Linked DNA regions of Homo sapiens: region 1 is linked to region 2. A link is a loop called in an ENCODE intact Hi-C map of the cell type or tissue named here. Cell type or tissue: A673. All regions are shown on one strand. Links, peaks and the distances in the headings refer to the core of each region. The heading gives the core; the rest is flanking DNA. Region 1 overlaps LINC02046 (long intergenic non-protein coding RNA 2046). Region 2 overlaps LOC105374150 (a long non-coding RNA gene).

The links. Hi-C counts contacts between places; a loop is a spot of excess contacts. Peaks named below come from ENCODE experiments on the same cell type or tissue, not always from the same donor. Only the 100,000 strongest peaks of a DNase experiment are listed, where the experiment ranks them.
Region 1: it touches region 2 in a loop (2.2-fold over the local background); 9 of 110 quality-filtered maps call a loop at or near these places.

Annotation. Positions count from the first base shown.
Region 1 is chr3:148,377,468-148,382,866 of GRCh38, reverse strand. The region is part of intron 4 of LINC02046 (long intergenic non-protein coding RNA 2046); the gene reads right to left. Among named protein-coding and RNA genes, the nearest start is that of LINC02046, 99 kb to the right of the region's middle. In A673, for the core only: a CTCF peak has its summit at 2,891 (motif pointing left); DNase peaks (open chromatin) are centred at 1,246, 1,606 and 2,896.
Region 2 is chr3:148,448,635-148,454,033 of GRCh38, reverse strand. The region is part of intron 3 of LOC105374150 (a long non-coding RNA gene); the gene reads left to right. Among named protein-coding and RNA genes, the nearest start is that of LINC02046, 170 kb to the right of the region's middle. In A673, for the core only: no CTCF peak of the experiment used is centred there; a DNase peak (open chromatin) is centred at 2,963.

The sequences.
Region 1 (5,399 bases), core at 263-5,262, 71 kb after region 2:
ATTTGCAAGACTGCGTACACCTTCCCTATTCCTTTTTTCTTTCTTTTTAAAGAAAAATCTAGCCCATTACAGCACCCATATCTTGATAAGGTTCTTGTTTTCTTGTTTCTGGGGCTGAAAACTCTGCAGTTCTTGGATGCAGTTTCTATAAAAATAAATCACTCATTTCTCTAGACTTATTTCTTAGACAAAATAAAGATGTTACATGGACTTGTTATATATTAATACAGTATTACACAAGTCTATGATAAAAAGTATATTACCACATAGCCAACTTTCAATTTTTCTATTATGAAGTGCCAATATGATGTTTGGAGTAAAACAAGAAAGATGCATGGCTTTTGTAACTTACAAATAATTTAACTCACCTAAACAATGAGAGAAATATGCTATATTGAGGACCTTATTAGTTCATTATGATTCAAGAATTTTTAAAACAATGCCTGGGTCCTTTGCACCACACAGCTGGAATATGGCTGGAGGTGCTCTGAATCATGGAGAATCCAGAAAGAGAAGTATAGAATAAAGATTGATAAGGAATACACCAAGCAGATGTTTTATTTCTTCCTTTTGGGGATAATTCTAGAGATTATCACAATATAGTCTGTGGGAGGTGGAGAGAGAACAGGTAACTGGGATAACCCTGAAGTAGCTGGGAAACTCCATGTCTTTAGCACAAAGTTCTGTCAATAAAACCAAACACTGGCTTTCAGTTATAAAGACCCTGCTAGGTCAGCATCTTCCGCACTGCCTTATTGAATTGGGATTTAGTAACATAACTTGGATCTTAATCCCAAAAGTGATCAAAAGATCTGCATCATCATATCAGCCTTTACTAAGTATTAGGGGCATATTGGATGTGATGCTGAAAAGCTTCTTTCTGGTTCCTAAGGATCTTGGTGCTTTAGTGAGATAAACTAGTTATTGCTACTTGGTTTTAAAAATGGCCATGGATATTAGTAATGTACTTAACGATTACTTAAATAGCATAACAAAGGGAGCTGAATTTTCTCTGACCATAACCTGCCTCCTGCTATCTTTGCTGTGTTTGTATGTATGTTTGTGTGAGGGGGACATTTGAAAAGCACAATACTGTGAATATATAGTATGTTCACTTCAAACTTTAATTCAGAAAACGAAACCTCAAGGAGAAGAAACATTTGAAACCCAGATAAATGCCATTTTTGTCTTTCAAGCTTATGGAAAAGTTTCCTCCCTAAATCTTCCCCAATGCATCCAGATTATGGCTTCCGGTGGAGCTTCCTAATCACACAGTAGGGAAGATACATTAATGGAAGTCAGAGTAGGGTATTGAATGGACTAATGGAAGCTTTTTAAGAATTCCAAGTACTCTTCATATTAGAACCTTTGTCATAAAGGTGACAATATTAACAATAATAATCCTCTCTAACAAAAGACTAATATCAGGTCTGGCTCCATAAGAGCCACTGGTTCCCCTGTGCTCCGTCCGAGGATGCCCTGATTTCCATTTCTAGTCCTGAGCACATATTGTTCAATTTAATAACCTAAATTTTCACGAGTAAAACAGATCTTCAGAATGAATTCAGTAATTAGCTTCCCCGTTAGGGGGCTCATTTAATTTCAAAGCTAATGCTATCCACGTTTCCGTTTCTAATTAATCCAAATATAGCAATGCTATAGTAACCAGACAACATGTTCTTTGAAGAGCTGAAGCTATGACATTGTCATGACATCAGCAGACTTTCATTAGTGATATGATTTTAGAACACACTTTAAAACAAATGGAATCTTTTCTTGTCTATTTTCTTGACTTACTGGTTTTGTTTTGTGATTTTAAAATGTTTGAAATATATGCAACCTCTTCCAGTCTGATTTCTTAAGAAGTTTTTAGCTATTTATAAACAAGATAAATGCTTTCATAAGATTCAGAATAGAAGAATAGAGGTTGAGATTATTTTGAGATCAATGTCCTTGAGAAATTTAAGACAGCTATGGAAAGTTTCCTTGAGAAGTATTAGAAAGAAATATATAACTACCTGGCAGCATAAATAATCAGATTCCATTTGATTAGAGGATTTGGCATATGTGAAATTATGTAATGCTAGAATCCTGCCTTTAGCTCTTTCCAGGAATATTTATAGATATTTATAATTTGTATATTTTTGTGTTATATGTAGATGCACATATATGTGTACATATATATCCATATTTGAAGCTATAGTTATTCTTCCCTTAAAAATATCATTAAATGGAATATGGCATTGGCCTGTTTCCTGTTCAGTCATAAGGAGGATTATTTAAATGTGGTTAACTGCATGTCACATTTTCAAATTACATTGTCAAGGTTTTTCTACAGGAAGGATGAAATTAGAGATTTACCAACAGGTAAACATATTAATATAACTATACAACGATATATTATATATGTTCATACGTAGGAAGCAAAATGAAATAAATAAATAATAATAGACTGGTTAGCTGAAGGAGAGTCAAAGTTGTTCTAATCATTTATTTGGAGGTCAATCTGGCAGTTTTGTCTGGAAAAAGTCTGATCAGTTTACAGAAACAATAGGCTTGAGACAACCCCAAAAAAAGTGTAAGAACTATCTGATCAAAAGGATCACAAACAGAGAAAAATGAAAAGAAGCAATCAGTGAGCGATCCAAGGCCTACTGCCATCAAAATTACTGTTGAGAACAATGAGATAAATTGGATCCTCCCTGAGTGGTTGGAATTATGATTAGGACAGCTTTCTAAGAATGATTTTTAAATGGTTTGGATGAGGTTTTTAAGTGAGAATGAGACATTAACAGTTTTTAAAACCTTCAAGAAAAATGGTCAAGCTGTAAGAATGTTTGACCTCTGCTTCCTAGAACCAAAGCAAAGACAGGCTGTTTCATAAGAACAGAGCACCACCTTGTGTTAGTAAGTTATTACACCTCCTTGGGACACCTAAGGGAGGTTCTTTCCATCGTATTAAGTGAGAGCCTGTCAGTAATGCTCTTGAGTACAACAGGCAAGTGTCATAGCTTCCTACCATTTTACGCTCTAAGCCTTATGTAGTGTCTGTGTTTGTGTTCCTAGGAAGATAGAGAAAATGATGTAGAGAGGTGATGAATCGGACAAAACAAAAAATACTTTTTTGTATTTTTAATATGAATGCTTTTATCTCAGGAAGGAATTTATAAACTAAATTCATAGCACTGATACCACATTGTTTTTGCATTTAACACATCATATTCATTGCTTCTTAACATGAACTAGGTTAAGTACCAAATCTCAATGAAGCAATTTTGAATTTAAAATAATTTAGAAGTGCATTATTTCTGGAGTCTTCAAATAATTGTTAAGGAACGATGAAAGATCTAAAAATCTTAAGATGAAAGTAAAATCCCCTTAGATTTTTCTAGTAAAGACACAACACTTATAAAGTAAGAAGAAACATTAGTCGAATAGCATTAAAAATCTTCACTTTCCTATAATTGCTGCCCTAGAAATTTTATCTTTTACATAAAGAGAAACTTAAAGCCATGCAACAAATGTAAATATCTTGTTCATTCTTCAAAATTAAACTCAAATCTTAACGAACAGTCTTCTGTGGTCACTAGTGTTCTTGTGGCACTTGATTTGTAAAATTAAAACTTGTTTTGTATTAAAATGGTTTTTGCTCATGTTTCATCGCCTCTAGCATATCTTCAGCTCTTTGGCTATAATGTACTGCCCTCAGCCTTTTTTGTGACCCCAAACTATCTAGAAGAGTTATTGTCCTATGAAACTTTCTGTGATGATAAAAATGTTTTCTGAACTATCCAATACGGTAATCACTGGTCACATGTGGCTATAGAGCAATTGAAATGTGGCTAGTGTGACTGAGGGACAAATTTTAATTTTATTTTTTTTGAGACACAGTCTTGCTCTGTCACCCAGGCGGGAGTGCGGTGGTGTGATCTCGACTCCCAGGCTGCAGATCCATGGCAACCTCTGCCTCCCATGCTCAAGTTCAAGCGATTCTCATCTCTCAGCTTCCTGGGTATCTGGAACTACAGGCATGCACCACCACGTCTGGCTAATTTTTGTATTTTTAATAGAGACAGGATTTCCCCATGTTGGCCAGACCGGTCTTGAACTCCTAGCCTCAAGTGATCTGACCGCCTTGGCCTCACAAAGTGGTGGGATTACAGGTGTGAGCCACCGTGCCTAGCGTGATTTTTAAATATTAATTAATATAAATTTAAATTTAAATAGTCTCATGTGTCTAGTGGCTACTGTATGGACAAGATGGACCTAAAAATACCTTAGAAAAATATATATTCAATGAATAAATGTCAAATTATTAGAACATTATGTGTTAAATTATTTCTACTTTTTGTTGTAGGAAATAATTACAATTCTCAGCTTCATGTTTTGTGTCTTATCTCAAATAAAGCTTGAGAATTCTGTAACTCATTCACATAAGAATTTTTTATAACCTAAATTATTGAGATAGTTTTGCTTCCTTCCTATACTCACCTTCTGGCCTTTATTCTCATATAATTTTTTAAGTTTTGCCTCACAATTCTGCATAAATTCTGAAAAGCAATAAATTTAATTATTTGAACAACATAGGAGAGTTTTTAAGTATATATGTAAGTGAACTTGAAATCTATACGAGTAGATTTAAATTTCAGCACTATCTTGTTCAAATGTCAAAAGTAAAGTCACAGAGGAACCCCTTATCTCATTAAGTCCTTCTCTCCCTCCATCCTGACCAATGGCTTAGAATAATATGACATCCTGAAAAACTTTTCTGGATGGTACCCTGCAAGTGTATAGGCATATAGAAATATTTTGCATTCAACTCCCAAATTATTTTCATTTAATTTACTCATAAAATATTATATCTATATTATATGTCAGTCACTTAGCCAAGTACTGAGGCAGATACACAGGCAAACTCTCTATATAATACATCCTTAAGGTTTTCAGTTTTGAGGCCAGGAAGCAGTTAGTTTTAACAGTTATTAATATATATTGAACACTTAATTCTTTCAAGATCTCTGTGGTTGTATCATTAACCTCATTTTATAAATGATAAAAGTAAGCCTTGGAGAGGTTAAGTAACTTCTTTAAAGTAATACTGTAAAGCTGGCAAATGAAAAAGCCAGAATTCGAATTTAGGTCCTGTTACTTGCAAGTCAGACAATGATAACTGTCATGTTTTATTACATTTTTAATAAATACTTATTTTAAATAAACCATTATGAATGCGTTAAGAGTTTGGTGGAAAATGTTATTAGAACTCAGTGAGTATGTTTCTCATGAATTCAAGTATATCAAGTATATACTTTTTTGATTATCAGAGATGTGGATTCAAACATAAAGGAGGGAGAATTTTGTCTCATAACCAGATAAACACATATTTATCAAATAATATGTAA
Region 2 (5,399 bases), core at 321-5,320:
AATTAACCCACCTTGGGAAGGTCTTGTGATTCATGGCAACATCCTGTCCATGAGTAAAGAATCTTATCGTGAGCTTTCAAATTGTTGACGTACTGATAAATGCATAACCTACTGACACTGAAAAGGACACTGATTTATTTCTGAATTATAAAGTTTTACTGACTGTCTTGCACGTAGACATTCTAGCCTGTATGTTGCAATCTGTTTCCAAGGATTGTAACCTCTGTATTGTACCCATCAATAATAATGGACAACTCCCATATGAGGAGTCCCCCCTCCCTTCCAAGCTTTCTTATAAACGCCTTCCAACTTGTCACAGACTCCAGAACACTCCCAATTTTGTTGGTGTGTTTTCCCAGGTCAATCCTCACATTTGCCTTCCAATAAACCATTATCAAATTATTTCTGCCTCAACAGCCTTCGTTTTGGTGGACATTGCCAATGTTACTATTTTGTGAACATATTCTATTATTTATTTAACCCACACTCTATTTACTGTAATCTATGTGTGCATCAAAGTTACATAGCTTTGAGGTTGAGTCCTGTGATGTATAGCTTTTCATCTCCCCCAATTTTTTTTTTTACTTCTCTCCTTCCTCAATTACTCTTATTTTGAGGCAGATAATGGACAGATAAACTTATCTCTTCAGGTGTGTTAGAATTTTAGCATTGATGTATATGATAATTTCTATATAAGTTTTAGTTAATATATAAATTTTGCATAGTGTGAATATATTATAAGCAAGTGCTGTAGTTGGAAGTAGGAACTAGGAGGTTAAAGCCTTAGGATAAACATTTGTCACTTATAGCCAGACGAGAAAAATATTTTCTTACGAGAGATTATAAAATGAAGTTATCTTTATGTCTGTTAACACTAACATTTGTACATGTAAAAAGAGAGTTGTTTTTTAGTTTTCAAATTATAAAAACTCAACTTTTTTCAATTCATGTAAAGAATCCAGGCTCCATAAATGTTTTGCAAGATTACGTTTCTTTAAAGATAGAGATAGATAGACAGATAGATAGATAGATAGATAGATAGATAGATAGATATTTGTGTTTAAGCAAACAAATGAATAGCTTTGTAAATAGTAGTAGGCAAGGACAATTAATTAATCTCTTAATTTCTTAATTGTTCTTTCCTGCTGTGGACTTTTCCCAGTGATTTTTTATTTTAAGTAACAGTTAATTCGGTTAAATGAATTGGGTATTTTCAGCCAACAGATATTTCTTGGCCTCACTCTGTGTCTGAGGCGCTGAGTCGGGGTGGGGATTAATCAGTTGATCAGGGAAAATTCCAAAACAATCATTAATGTCTAGAATCACAGAAGACATTTCCTCATGACAATATAGTATTGAGAAGGCAGAATTGTCTTGTTAAGTTATAAACTACAGAAGTGGGAAAGTAGCATCAATTACAAATGTATCCATTTACTAGATAATCTAAAACTTTATGATTTTGTAGAGAAACAGCCCATACTATTATTCTGTGTGTTGTTTATATGGTTTTGTTTTAAAACAGAAATGTTTACTGACAGGATGCTAAAATTTCTGCTTTTGAAAATTACCTGCTCTCTCAGGTGGGAATTCTGGAAATACTAAGAAGAAAATTACCTGAATTTGCCTTGGACAAATTTTTATTTGACTCTAAAGCCATATACACCAATAAATCAACTGACTGGGGGTAAAGATTTTAACCATCAGCTTTCTCTGTGATGATTTTGCATTTTTCATTATGTTATGAGAGTAAGCTATAGCCTAGGCCAGAATCCCATGGCTTTGGGCTAGAAAGATGAGAATGTAATGAGGTAGAAAACATATACACAAATTGCAACATCAATGATGATGTCCTTATAGCTTAACTTGCTTGCATAACTGCATTATAAATGGAGACATAAAAAGATACAGCATGTGGACATCAACTTGTAAATCAGCAACCCAAGGGCCTAAGAGCTTCACAACCTTGGAGCAGTCAGTTTGCATGTTTTCTTCAAAACAATTCAGAATGTACAACACTCATAGAGGACTGGCCTTTTTTTTCTATATTAAATGAAACACAGTTCTTAGAGACAGAATGATATATATATATATATAATTATATATATATAAAATGATATATATATAATTATATATATAATTATATATATCATTAGATATATATACATCATTAGATATATATCTAGATATACATATACATCATTAGATATATATATCTAGATATATATATCATTATATATATTATTAGATATATACATCATTAGATATATATATCATTAGATATATATACATCATTAGATATATATATACATCATTAGATATATATATATATATATAACTTTTTCATTTTAAAAGTTAAGTGACAAGAAGCCATTTCTTCCTTGTTATTACTAAAAGCTGACAGAAAGCGATGGGAAAAAGAAAATTGTGGTGGAATGAGAAGGTGATTGGTTTCAAGTAAGAGGACTGCCACCAACCTAGTCTCTGTTTCCTCAGTTTGGTTAAGAGATCTCTGAAAATATTCCAGCCAAATTTATTTATGTTACAGCCCTAAGACTCTTGAGAATATCTTTCTAAGCCTTTTGTTAGTTCTGAAAGTCAGTTCTAGCTAATGGCACACTAATCTTTCCTTCTGTTCTTAAGTTTAAAGGTAGCAGCAGCAGTAGCTTGCTCTATGTCCCAGACAACCTCTGCCACACTAGGGCTTCACAGCTCATCAAACACAGAGCTGTTAATTTTCTAAAACTTTACCCCCAAACAGGAAAAAAAATTAAGAGATTATGAAGGAAATTGTTTTAGTTTGTTCTTGCATTGCTATAAAGGAATACTTGGGGCTGGGTAATTTATAAAGAGAAGAAGTTTTATTTTGGCTCACGGTTCTACAGACTGTACAGGAAGCATGGTGCCAGCCTCTGCTCCTGGTGAGGGACTCAGGAAGTTTACAATTATGGCAGAAGGTGAAGGGGGAGCCAGTGCAACACACGGTGAGAGAGGGACAGAGAGCAGGGGGAGGAGCCAGACTCCTTTAAACAACCAGCTCTCACATGAATTAACAGAGCAAGAACTCACTTACTACCGTAGGGAGGGCACCACACCATTCATGAGGGGTCCACTCCTCTGACCCAGATACCTCCCACAGGCCACGCCTCCAACACCGGGGATTACATTTCACCATGAGATTTGAAGGGAACAAATATCCAAACCATATCAGATACCAACTTAATAATGTTTGTATTTTATCAGTATACTTAGGAGAAAGATTAAAGATAAAGTAGCAGTAGAACACAGGTTTTTTGTGTTGGGTTTTTTTTTTTTTTTGTCAGACTTACTCTGTTCAAGTCCAAGATCTACTACTTAAAATATGTAGCCTTGAATTATTTATTTTCAGTAAACTTCAGTCTCTTCATTTATAAAATGGTAATTATAATGATAATGATGGCTGTCTCAACTTTGCTTTTTTACTATGTGCTAGAATGAAACTTAGCACATAGTAACACATTCCCTATAAGGAATCAAACTTTTGACAGTGCATCTCTTTCCTGAAGACCTTCCCTAATTAATCAGAAATACAGAAGTACACGTATGTCTGTGTATTTCACATGGATTAAAAACGTGTTTATCATAACTTTTGGAGTTTGACTCCTTCATACACATTAATGAAAAATAGAGAAAAACTTACTTTGAAGACAAAATGTTAATATCTAAGGTGGCAGTATTCCTCTTAGAATGTGTTTTCTGTTGAACATTGGAGGCTGATTTTATTAAAAAGAAAGCACATCCACATTCTCAAGATTTACAACAAAGTTAAAAACTAAAAAAACATTTGATTGTCAAAAGTTCTATTAACTATCAAAACTAGAATATTTATTTTTATTTCAATAGCTTTAGGGGTACAGGTGGTTTTTGGTTACATGTGTGAATTGTATTGTGGTGAAGTCTACAATTTTAGTGCACTTGTCACCTGACTAGCATACATTGTACCTAACATGTAGTTTTTATTCCTCACCTCCCTCTCACCCTATGCCCATCCCCGCAATGTCCAATATACCACTCTATATGCTTTTTTGTATCCATAGCTTCGCTCCCCCTTATAAATGAGAGCATGTAGTATTTGGTTTTCCATTCCTGAGTTACTTCCTTTAGAATAATGGCTTCCAGTTCCACCCAAATTGATGCAAAAGATATTATTTTGTTCCTTTCTATAGCCAATTGATATTCCATGGTGTGTATATATCACATTTTCTTTATCCACTCATCAGTTGATGGGCACTCAGATTGATTCCATATCTTTGCAATTGTGAATTGTGCTACAATAAACATATGCATGCAGGTATCTCTTTGATATAACTTATTTTCTTTTGGGTAGATATCCGCTAGTGAGATTGCTGGATCAAATGCCGGATCTACTTTCTGTTCTTTCCATACTGATTTCCATGCTGTTTTTCATAGAGGCTGTACTACTTTAAATTCCCACCAGCAGCATATAGGCATTCCCTTTTCACTACATCCACACCAACATCTATTGTTTTTTGACTTTTTAATAATGGCCATTCTGCCTAGGATAAGGTGATATCTCATTGTGGTTTTAATTTGCGTTTCCCTGATAATTAGTGATTTTTCCATGCTTGTTGGCCATTTGTATATCTTCTTTTGAGAGCTGCCTATTTATGTAATTTGCCTGCATTTTAATGGCCTTATTTGTTTTTTTCTTGCTGATTTGTTTGAGTTCCTTGTAGATTCAAAGGATACTAGTCCTTTTGTTGGATGCAGAGTTTACAAATATTTTCTCTCATTCTTTAGTCTGTCTGTTTACTCTAATAATTATTTATTTTGCTGTTCAGAAGCTTTTCAACTTAATTAAGTCCCATTTATTTTTGTTTTTTTAAAACTAGAATATTTAAGAGAATTTGTTTTATGAAAAAATATCAAGTTTAGTTTTTAACCACCTGAGCTAACAGGCAGAAATTTTGGTAGTTATCTTTATGTTTCAGTACTTGGGAAAAATAGGTATTTGCTATATATACCAATAGAACTAAATGAAATTTAATTTAAAATTCAGAATATGCATTTCAGTGTTTTCCATACTCGTCTGATTTTAAGCATCACCCACCCAGAATCATTTCTGATAATTCAGATTCCTAGGGTTTATTCTGGAGCTATCAAATCAGAAACTCTAAAGACAGTCTGAAATAACACTCTGTGTTATTCTTATGATCAGATAAGTATGTGAAGAACTAACACAAATATTTCTCTGAGTTAAGCACATCTTTTAAGATTTTTAATCATTACCAAACAACATGGACCTTCTAAGAGAGAGGCTTATATTAAAAATAATGCAACAGAATTTGAACAGCAATAAAGTTTACATTTTACAAACAAAACCAAATTCAATTATCTTAATT